Regions from separate parts of the Homo sapiens genome. Here region 2 is linked to region 1. The links are chromatin loops, found by intact Hi-C in ENCODE. Cell type or tissue: PC-3. All regions are shown on one strand. Links, peaks and the distances in the headings refer to the core of each region. The heading gives the core; the rest is flanking DNA. Region 1 has its middle 30 kb from the start of CCN1. Region 2 holds the start of LOC107985057 (a long non-coding RNA gene).

Evidence for each region. Hi-C counts contacts between places; a loop is a spot of excess contacts. Peaks named below come from ENCODE experiments on the same cell type or tissue, not always from the same donor. Only the 100,000 strongest peaks of a DNase experiment are listed, where the experiment ranks them.
Region 2: it touches region 1 in a loop (5-fold over the local background); 2 of 110 quality-filtered maps call a loop at or near these places.

The regions. Positions count from the first base shown.
Region 1 is chr1:85,548,100-85,553,480 of GRCh38, reverse strand. It overlaps a transcript of DDAH1 not described here. Among named protein-coding and RNA genes, the nearest start is that of CCN1, 30 kb to the left of the region's middle. In PC-3, for the core only: no CTCF peak of the experiment used is centred there; DNase peaks (open chromatin) are centred at 2,090 and 2,460; H3K4me3 peaks cover 1,418 bases; H3K27ac peaks cover 2,651 bases.
Region 2 is chr1:85,625,832-85,631,212 of GRCh38, reverse strand. It overlaps LOC112268231 (a long non-coding RNA gene), which reads right to left. Exons shown (of 2, transcript XR_002958331.2): 1 at 3,405-5,381; 2 at 1,491-3,092. LOC107985057 (a long non-coding RNA gene) reads left to right here and starts at 235. Exons shown (of 2, transcript XR_001738127.2): 1 at 235-1,623; 2 at 2,271-5,381. In PC-3, for the core only: no CTCF peak of the experiment used is centred there; DNase peaks (open chromatin) are centred at 1,842 and 2,212; H3K4me3 peaks cover 1,525 bases; H3K27ac peaks cover 2,957 bases.

The sequences.
Region 1 (5,381 bases), core at 137-5,136:
CTGTTTCTCACCAAGCAACTACATGATTTCTAGAGATCCCAAAAGTTTTAATCTTGAACAGTGATTTTGACTCTTTCAGAAGACTGGTTAGCTTTAGGAATAAAAAGCAGAGTAAAAAATTCACTCTCTGGCTTTTCCAGTATTTACTGCTGTGTAATAAACTACCCCCAAACTTAGTAACTTAAAACATGGATTTTGTGGGCCAGCAGTTTGGCAAGCCTCCTCTGAGTGATTCTACTGTTCCTCCTGGAGATGACTAAGGTCACTTATTGGTACCCAGCTGCTAGCTTGGCTGGCTGAGCGGTTCTAAGGTGACTTTACTCACACATCTGGTACCTTGGTAGGGGTGGCTGGAAGTGTGAGCTCACCTGGGACTATCTATTGGAATACATAATGTGGTCTCTCCAGCACCTTAGTCTCAGGGTGGTTGGATATCTTACATGGCAGCTGCCTCCCCTCAGAGCAAGAATTTCAAGAGAACAAGGAGGAAGCCCTCTTTTTTTTCTCATCTAGCCTCAAAAGTCCTGCTACATTCTGTTGGTTTCAAGCAGTCATAAGGCCATCCCAGATGCAAGAGGAGAGAAGTTAGGCTCCATTTCTTGATGCGAGGCTACCTATAGAAGAGCTTAGGAAATTTTGTTGAGGTCATCTTTGGAAAATATAATCTACTTTGGCCTTCAACCTTGTTTTACTTACTTACTGTTCAACTGACTCTGAATACCTGATTCTTGTCCAAGAGTCAGTTATTTTGTCTACTCAAAAGCAAGCTTCTTCCTCCCTTCTGGTCTCCCTTCTTTCCTTTCCACCTAATTAAGAGGCCTGCTTCTAAGAAGCTTCCCACAGATCATCTAAAAGACAAGGCAGAGTTCATGGGTCTTAGCTGGAACCAGCAAGATGATATGGGTCAGAGGAAGATATAATGATGATGAGAAGAATTAAGGGAGCTTCCTTGAGGAAGTGGCCATTATGCTAGACTTCGTTGGACAAGTAGAATATGATACATTGAGAATAGGGGAGAAAGGCATGTCATTCCTACATGAGCAAAGGCACAGCAATGTAGAAATGAAAGGTATATTGTACGAGGAAAAGCTAAGAGTACTAAAGAATTGGGGATTCAGATTCTATAGCCGTTGAGAAACCAGGTTTTTAAGTTGTGTTTTAAGATGAAACTCTGATAGCAGTGTGGAAGATGCACTGGAGAAGTGAGATTGTAGAGAAAAAAAGATGACCAGAGTATGTAGAGGGCTAGTGTATCCAGGTGAATGGAAAGGAGAGGGCTTTCTTTCTCTTCTGGTCTATAAAAGAAACAGTAGCCATGACTTTTTCCAGAGATAATAGCTGAAACCAGTACTATTCATCACTAGATTTGGGCCTTCTTTCAGCAAAGATTTGTCCAGTTGTATTTGGATTGGATATTGGGTAGGACAAGTTATCCCCTTGGGATTTCATCCCACCTCTCGCACCCCTTTCCCAGTGAATCTATGCCTCAGCCTCCTTGGAAACCTTCAATTTCCCAAGTCCACTTCAAACTCTTGCCCTAGCTAAGAGGGCCCAGACCCTCAGCTGTTTCTTCCCCAATCCTCTAAACTCTCTTTTTTGCCAACCCATAGCCATTCCCTGAGCATGCCATGCTCTATCTCACTGCCACATGTTTGCATATGATCATCTCTCTACCTTCTTAGCCATCAGTTAACACCCAACTGAAATGTCACCTCTGTGAAGCACGATGCATAGGCTACTGCCTTCTGATCTCCCAAGATGTTCTCTCTTCTGTCATAACATCTGTCCCATTTTAGCATCATGTGTATTTCATGTTTATTTTTGTGGATTAGACTGAGCCCCTTGAAGGAGCAGAAAGCTCCTTATCATCTTTGTATCACTAATGTCTCTCATAGGCCCTAGCACGGAGTAGGTGATCAGTAAATGTTACAAGAAGGAGTGAAAGTTGAAACTTCACTTAACTCATATTGGTCTGTGTTTCTGATCTAGAAATCCTAACACTCTGAATGAGCAAGGGGTTGGTTCCATTCTGTGCAAACAGTGGTGGTTAAGTGTGCTCAGAAGAAGCTGGGTTTCTGTTGACATACAGTTACCGAAGTAATCTGGGAAATTAGCCAGTGAAAACCAGCAGATCCCAGAGTAGTAGAGCTCTGTTCACAAACCTTGTTTATTTCTAACAATCCGTTTCCCAGAGGTATCATGAGCAGCCCAATTGCCATGTCTCTCACACCCCAGCAACTATTAAAACCAGCAATTCCCTGCCTGGTTTCAGAGTGCAGAGCAGCCCCATGTAGTCCCCTGGATTGTCAGTAACATTTTCTTTTCTGAAAGCCTGACATTCATGAGTAGTTTAGGTCATTGTCAACTTCTGTGGTCACCTTTTAAAAGCTAAGGTCATACATTCATAAAATCCTTCCTGACATTGTGTGGATAATAGCAGGTAACTCAGCTTATACATAGACTAAGCCCTGAAGAATGCTCCGTGGGCAGAGCTCAGCTTACTTGAGAGAACTTTGTTTGCACAAGGTTTCAGAGCTTGGGTAGAGAAGATGTTTTCCTTTTTACCAAGAACTCTGCCATGAACAGCTTTATGTAATCCAGTCAGTGCTAGCAAGTTGTTGCTGCTTTCAAATGGCTAGAGCAGATAGATGACACGTCTGCCTTCTTAAGCCTCAAGTTAATACATACGTGCTCAGGGAGAGCCTCTAAATGGTGTGTGTGTGTGTGTGTGTTTTTTATTATTACTTACTTGGGTTATTCACTGGGCTTATTAAACAATGGTCTGTAAAGATGTAACATTTTGCATCTTCCTGACTAAAATGTTTGACTTAATTTTACCCCCTAACACCCATGCTGCCTCTCTCACTTAATTTCAGTTTCAGATGTTTTCACCTCTAAGGAGACACATTTATGAAAATGACAATTTTTAAAACATACCGATTATGGGCAATTCATCACAACACCAAATAATTCTCCCCTTTAAGGGGAGCTCTTAATTATCCTTTAAGGACGGAGCTCCCTATTTTAAGAATCACCAAGAACTTGGAGCAGAGTAGTTCAGGAGGTGGGGTGAAGGGAGAGGGGCCTTTGGAGTGGGCACACTTGGCAGCCTCATGCTACCGCTGCTCCATTGACCAGAACCTCTGGGCCTCAGCTTTTCTTTGGATGAAACCCTCATCACAGATTTGGTATAGATTGAATAATGTAACCCTTAGAAGAGTCTCAGCAAAGATTAATTTCTGTCCTTGTTTCCTAGACAGGTCATTAGGTCTTGGGAGGGGTGAAAGGAGCAGAAAATTTAAACTAAAGAGTTAGGAAACAGTGGTAGTTGGGCATATCTAAAATATAGAATATGTAAATATGTAAATAGAATCCAATTGACGGTAATTTGACTTGCAATTTCCCAGGAACACATCTACTATACCAGACATGCTGAGGATTTTATGACACTGTAGCTACATTTAGTCACCATTTTAAAGAGCCCCTTGGCAGTATAGATTCTCTAGCATCATAGAATATTCTATTATAGAAATTAAAGGTCTGGAAGAGCTCTGGGTTCCAGTGAATGGATCCCCAGTCGAAGTGTTAATGATATAAAACTTGTCCACTTATATTTACAAATGATTACTTAATCACTCTTCCAAGGTGGGAAGAATAAACTCATTCTACTGAAATTTAATTTATATGATTGAATGAGAAATAAGAGATTAACTCATATAAATTAATGCTGAATATTTTTGGAATATCTTCTTCTCTTAAAGCTCAAAGACACTCTTATTTCTCTTAACTCCTTTCTTCATCACTGATGGAAGTTTTAAAAACGTTTGTAATTTAAAAATGCAAAGCACAAAGAACATAAATATTTGGCAGGATATCCAAGATTCAGGCTTAACAGAAAGCAGGAGAAAAGATAACAGCCCTTGATGATGGAAGCAGAGATGAACCAGGTGCCTTCCGTGTCCACTTCATGGTCTACATCTAACACAAGAAGTCTACATCTAACACAAGAGTGGTATGGTCCCTGAGCAGCAGCATTAGCATTCCCTGGGAACTGTGAATAATGTAAAATCCCAGGCCTCTTTCCAGATCTATTGAATGAGAAACTGTGGCAGAGGGGTTCAGCAACTCTTGTTTAAACAAGCACTCCAGGTGGTTCTGAGGATGGTAAAATTTGAGAACCTTTAGTCTAGAAGGAATTTTGAAGAATAGAAGGACATAACATTTAGAGTGGTGTAGTGTAATAAAAAGTTTATTCCATGCTGAAAGAGAGACAAAAATACTTAGCAGTCTGTACAGTGCTTAGATAATATGGCTTTTGACTAAAAACCTTTATGAAAACCCATGCTTTCATACAGAGTGACAGTTTTAGGAAAAATCTCAAAAGTTCACTTTTCATAGCTTGCCACATAATACAAAAATGTTTCAACTGCCCAATTTGAGTTCTAGCCTAAGTCTTTTCTGTGGAACCAGTTCCATGAAATATTTAAAATATTTATGTAGAACAGGAGTTCGATGCCCAGATATTTTCAGGGTACCCCAGGCTCTGCAAAATGAAAAAGGTTTTCTTGCTAAGTCTTATAATAAGGAGACCTGTTTCATTTTGTGTGATCCAGTGCTCTGGAGGACTTCTCAGAGCTTACACTATGTGAATGTAATTATGAATCTCCAAAAGAGGATATTCACTTTTGTGTATGGTGGCTCTTTTAGTTTATGGTGTTCCTCAAACTTCTGTGAAGCATCTCTTAAGACCAGAATTCTGCAGAATCCATTTTGGGAAATGCAAATCTAAATTATAGAATGATAGAATTTCTGGCTTGGAGCTATTCCTAGGGATCAACCAGTTGAATCCCTTACTTCTGAGCACCTGGCTTGCTGAAAGTCAAAGTGAATTATTCTGAAGCTACTCTTTATCTATAGTTTGTGTTGTTATTAACCCTTGCAGATATGAGATTCTTCTTTAAACATAAAATTTTATGGATAAACATCCACCCCTTACACATGTGTACATGGATGAAAATAGGTAAAATGTTTTACACTGGTTAATTAAAAAGTGACCTAATGCTGGGTAATTATAGTACAAGCTTTGGAGTCAGATGCCAGCTCCATTATTTATACCAGTAAAACTAAAGGGTGAGTTAGTTAAACTCTTCAAATATCAGTTTCTTATCTCTGAAATGTGGATGACAATTATACCTACCTCCTGGGTGCTAATGAGAGTTAAACAAAATGATCTCTGTAAATGTTCAATAATGTTAGCCACTGTTTTTATTGCTTGATTAAAATATACATAATGAACAAAAGTTACAACAAAATTCATAATGCTTTTAAAGAATTTGTATTTTATTAAGTCAAATTAAATATATTTTGCCACATGGATTTGA
Region 2 (5,381 bases), core at 58-5,057, 78 kb before region 1:
GTTTTTGTTGTTGTTTGTTGTTGTTTTGAGACAATGTCTCACTCTGTTGCCCAAGCTGGAGAGCAGTGGCACGATCTTGGCTCACTGCAACCTCCGCCCCCCAGGTTCAAGCGATTCCCCTGCCTCGGCCTCCCGAGAAGCTGGAACTACAGGTGTGCACCACCACACCCGGCTAATTTTTGTATTTTTAGTAGAGATGGGGTTTCACTATGTTGGCCAGGCTGGTCTCGAACTCCTGATCTTGTGATCTGCCTACCTCGGCCTCCCAAAGTACTGGGATTACAGGCGTGAGCCACTGCGTCCGGCCTGGACTATGGTTTTTAATCACTTCATGTTCTCATCATTCTTTTTTGATGTAATATTCAAATGTCCTTGTACCGTTTAAAGCTTTGTGTCTGGAACATAACTTAATATATTTGAAAGGTAGAATTAAGCTGGCGCTATCCACCATTTGTCCTGGACCTTATGTTTCCATTAAAGCAGCCTGAGATCACCACATCCCATGGTTGACCATTAAGTGGCAGCATCCATCTTTTTTTTACCATCATTCCATAGTTAACTGGCTGATTACTGAACCTCAGTTCAAAATTCCTAATTTATTCTTAATCCTTTTTATCATTCCAGTCTGTTGAGATTTTTGGGGGGATCTTGTTTCTATCAGCCAATTTATTAAATCTGAGAATGGTAGAGCATGAGGGCTTCTCTAGAAATGTAGCTAAAGTAACTTCAGGATACACAAAAATGTAGAAAGTGAATGAAGCAGTAACCTTATGGAACCTAGTACTCAAGAGATTGATATAGACTGAAAATATTAGTGAGCTTAATATGGATCAAGGAGAGATTAAAAGATATTTAGGAAATTATTCAACTTTTAAATACAGTGTCCTAACCTTGTCCTGACAACACCACTGAGTATCCTCACTGACATACCTCAGAACAGAAACTGCGCAAACCAACACATGCAAGGTCATAACGGACACTCTAGCCTTCATAGGCAAGGTGGCCTTGCCTGATCTGGTTATGGTCAGGCAAGAGGTCTTTTTTTTTTTAATTAAATACTTATTTTTTAACATGCAGGAAAACAGCTGGCTTCATGCTCCATGAAATATGTAGCTTCAGTTGAATTCTCTTTTTTTAGAAGAATTTTTAGATCCAGTACTTTGTTTTCTTTATCGGTGAAAGAGCAATCAATGCCTAGATATCTATCTATGAGCCCAAACTATAATGACTCTCAAAGACTCCCAGATTTATACCTTCTGGTGACCCCATGATTTATAGTAACTCATCCACTCCTGCCATTCTATGGGCTTTCACTGCTGCTTTATTGAAACAGGAGTACTGACAGAAACTTTATGCACTTGGAGGTTTTTAGGCTATTTAATTAGTCACTCATTTCTAGATCTTCAAAGGGCTGTATGTGTGTGTGTTTGCATGTGTGTGTGTTTTCTCGTTAGTCACACTGGCTCTTGTTGGATTTGTGTGTGTTTTTGTTTGTTTGTTTTTTTTTTTTTCCATTTGCACAAGGTCACATTCAGAGCTCTTCCTCCCTTAGGAGAGGTTGCACATTCGTCACTTCATCTGCCTCCCATTTCCTCCAGTTGGGATCACACAGCCCTTCCTGAGGTATTACCATTTTTCCATTTCTTCTTTGCTCCCTCCTTTCTTTTAATAACTCTGGGAGACAGGGAGGCACCTTGTAAAGTTAATTTCCTCCAAAGCTTTCAAAGCAAAGGCATCTCCCAGCCCAGACACCACCACCCCTCTCCACCCCTCAGTGACGGCGCACACCCCTCCTCACAGCCTTAGTCACTCTGGGCTGTGCCCGCCACCTAGGACTCACCAGGCCCCAGCTCTGTCAGGCACAGTGAGTTCCTCTGTCCTGTAGCTCTTAGGTCTGGGGTGGGAACTCTAGATAAGAAGAGTCTCCTCATTTATCTCCTTGGTGCCTTCCTCTCCCTTTTCACTTCCTAACTGTGCTCCCCTGCTTTCTGCTTCTCTCTGGTACTTTCAGGACTCATGGGTTGGCCGCCTGCCTGTACCAGGGATGGCATTTCCTCTTCAAAGGCCTGCGGCTGCAGCCACCCAGCTCTACCAAGCACACAAACCTTTGGAATTGCTGTGGCTTTGCTGCCTGCCTACTTGGAAAGCAAGAGCTGTTTTTTAAACACCCCTTTGGTTTCTTGGGGCAAAGCTTTTCTCAATCCTATTTTATTTATGCGAACATGATCTGTGGCTTTTGAATGTTTGCTTTTGAATGTTTGTGTTAACAGACTAAGCTGAAAGCGTTTCCTCTCACCGGAGAGAGGGCCCTGCACAGCTGGGGGCCAGGCTGCTCAGCTCAAGCAAAAGCTGTCCCAAGAGGAACAAGTCACCAGCCAAGGAAGTCTGGAAGCTCAGAGAGGAATTCATTGAGGCCTTTACGGGCAGCAGCGGTCAGAACTAGGATCATAGACTGGGCCATGAAGCTCGGTAATTTATTTGATTAATAGGAAGGACTAGACCGGAGACACCTAGATTTTTGCAAATATATTTTTCAAATTGTGCATATATTTACTGAAACTCTGTGTGGTTTTCAACAGCTTGGGTGTCTAATCTTTCGCCCCATATTCCCAGCCTTCTAAAGCACTCCTGGCAGTATTAAGAACTGGCCGGGCATGGTGGCTCACACCTGTATCCCAGCACTTTGGGAGGCTGAGGCGGGTGGATCACAAGGTCAGGAGTTCAAGACCAGCCTGGCCAACATAGTGAAACTATGTTTCTACTAAAAATACAAAAAATAATTAGCCAGGCCTGGTGGCAGGCACCTATAATCCCAGCTACTTGGGAGGCTGAGGCAGGAGAATCACTTGAACTCGGGAGGCAGAGGTTGCAGTGAGCTGAGATCACGCCACTGCACTCCAGCCTGGGTGACACAGTGAGACTCTATCCCAAAAAAAAAAAACAAAAAAAAACTTCAGAACTTGGTTGATCCTTGAATCATTTATCTGTAGGTGACCTGTCATCTGAAAGTGTGGCAGAGTTTTTCAGCAGCCTATTAATGTGCTTCTGGTATATGTCCTTCTTCGTCTTCTTTCTCCCTGGTACCTAGGGCACTTCAGATGGGAACAGAAATAAAGACTCAAAGTACAATCTTTCCATATCCAATGACTGTATAATTTAGCCCTAGGGTAAGGAAGACAGCCAGGAGAGGGGCAAGTAGGACCAGAGAGGACTGGGTAGAGGGAGTGGGGTCCTTAAATCTGCCATGAGGAATAAGGAATAGAGTAGAAGGGACTCAGTCAGGGCTGGGCTGTCTTTAAAGGTAAGCTCCACCTTACCACCATCACCACCCCATACCCTGTGCAGTCCTGGGTCCAGTGGCCCTGCATATCTCTAAGCCCTTGAAATAAAGGTGGGCAACTTACCTGGACAATTTATATGAGGATATGGGTATGATGAGGAATACCTCTGCCTCCAAATAAGATGGAACTAATTAGAGCTAGTTGGGAATCTTTCTACAAGCTGGGCCAAATGATGGATCCACCAGGAAGGCTGTCTCAGTTATTAACCTTCTTAAATGTAGGGACTGGTTGTTGTTGAAGACTATAAAAAGCTGCAATAGAAGAGAAAAATTAATGTAGTGGTCCGTGGAATACAGAAGTCACAGTTTTTGAGGCAAAATATTCCGGAGTTTCTTCATTTAAAATATGTAAGTCCAGTGTTGATATCCCTCTCTGTTCAATCTGTACTCTCCTTGGGCAGTGTCTTCTAACTCCTTGGCCTTGTAGCCACTGGTGACTTCACATGCTGGATCTCTCTCCTGAGCTTCAGATTTAGACAGTCTACTCCATACTTGACATGAGAATTGCACATGTGCTCAGACTGACCCAAAGGTAATTCATCCTTTACTCTGCTTGCCCTCTAGCCAAGGCCTCTTGGGTTACCCATTGTAGTCACCATTTACTTGGTCACTCATGCCAGAAAAATCAGTTATCTTTGACTCTTTTCTTTCCTGTACTACCACCACTCCCCCTACCCCACCCCATTCATTTTGCCTCAGAAATATCTCTTCATTCTGTCCACATCTCTTTATCTCTTTGGCCACCAAACTAGTCCAGGCTACCATCTTTTTTTTTCATCTAGCTACTACACTGGTCCTCTGACTGGCCTCTTGGCCTGGTTCATTTCTCCTTGCAGTCCATTCTCTATATACCAGTTTGCATAATGTGTCTAAAAATATGATCTGATCATGTTTCTTGCCTGCCCAAAAGCTTTGAGTGGCTTCCTATTGCATTTCAGATAAGATCTAAAGTCCAACTCCAGCCTTGCTTGCTCCTTCCAGCCTCACCAGGGCAGATATGTCTTTCCACTTCACTTTTGTTTCCTCAGCACCTAGAACAATGTCTAGCACAGGGTTGCCATCCATAAATAGTGGTTGCATAGAAGAATGAATGAACACATGAAACACAGGATTTCTATGCATTTGAGGAGAATTAAGGAGAATGGAGAATGAGTGAAAGTCAGTATGAAAACCTCTCAGTTCTTGTTCTAAGACTAAAATGTTTTGATTCCAGGACTGGCAGAGTTCAATATACTTGAGCAAGCATTATACAAACTGTAAGGAATGGGACGGTCTCCATTATTCTGCCCCATGGGCTCCTATTCTAGGTGTGGGCAGCATGTTGCCGGTGAGGTTGTCTACAGTGACTGGGCACTGACAGGTTTACAAGGTAAAGAGAAGAAAAGGCAATTGGTAAGTTTAGTGTAGGGATAATTTGGTTTGGTTTGTTTTGTTTTTTCTGACCAGCATCCATTTCACGTCCTAACAATACCCCAATTTCCTTTTAAAGGAAGATCTCTTTCCCGTTGGATTTAGTCTTTGGGGGCTGTCATTAAAAGCCTTCCTTCCCTTGAGGCCCACATTAGGCCAATCAAATGCTTTCCCCCTAGAATTAAACTCTTGAGCACAGAGACCAAGAAACTTAAAACATTTGCTGTGTGGAGGTGACCTACCAGCCATACCATGCCTGCTATGAGACTGCGGTAGTGGTTCCTGGTGACCAGTCACCCATTAATTAGCACAACAATGGACTCCAAATAGTCTCCTAATAAATTTCTTTTTCCATAGTTTGGTCACAGTTCTTTCTGTTACTTGCAACTCCTAGTGTGATAAATTTGGTACAAAATCAACAGAATATAGTTCTGGCCAACACATACCAGGGCCTGTATGGGGGTGGGGAGTCAGGGGAGGGAACTTAGAGGACGGGTCAATAGGTGCAGCAAACCACCATGGCACACGTATACCTATGTAACAAACCTACATGTTCTGCACATGTATCCTAAGTTTGTTGTTTTTTTTTTTTTTAGAAGAAATAAAGGAAACAAAAGTAAAAAAAGAATAT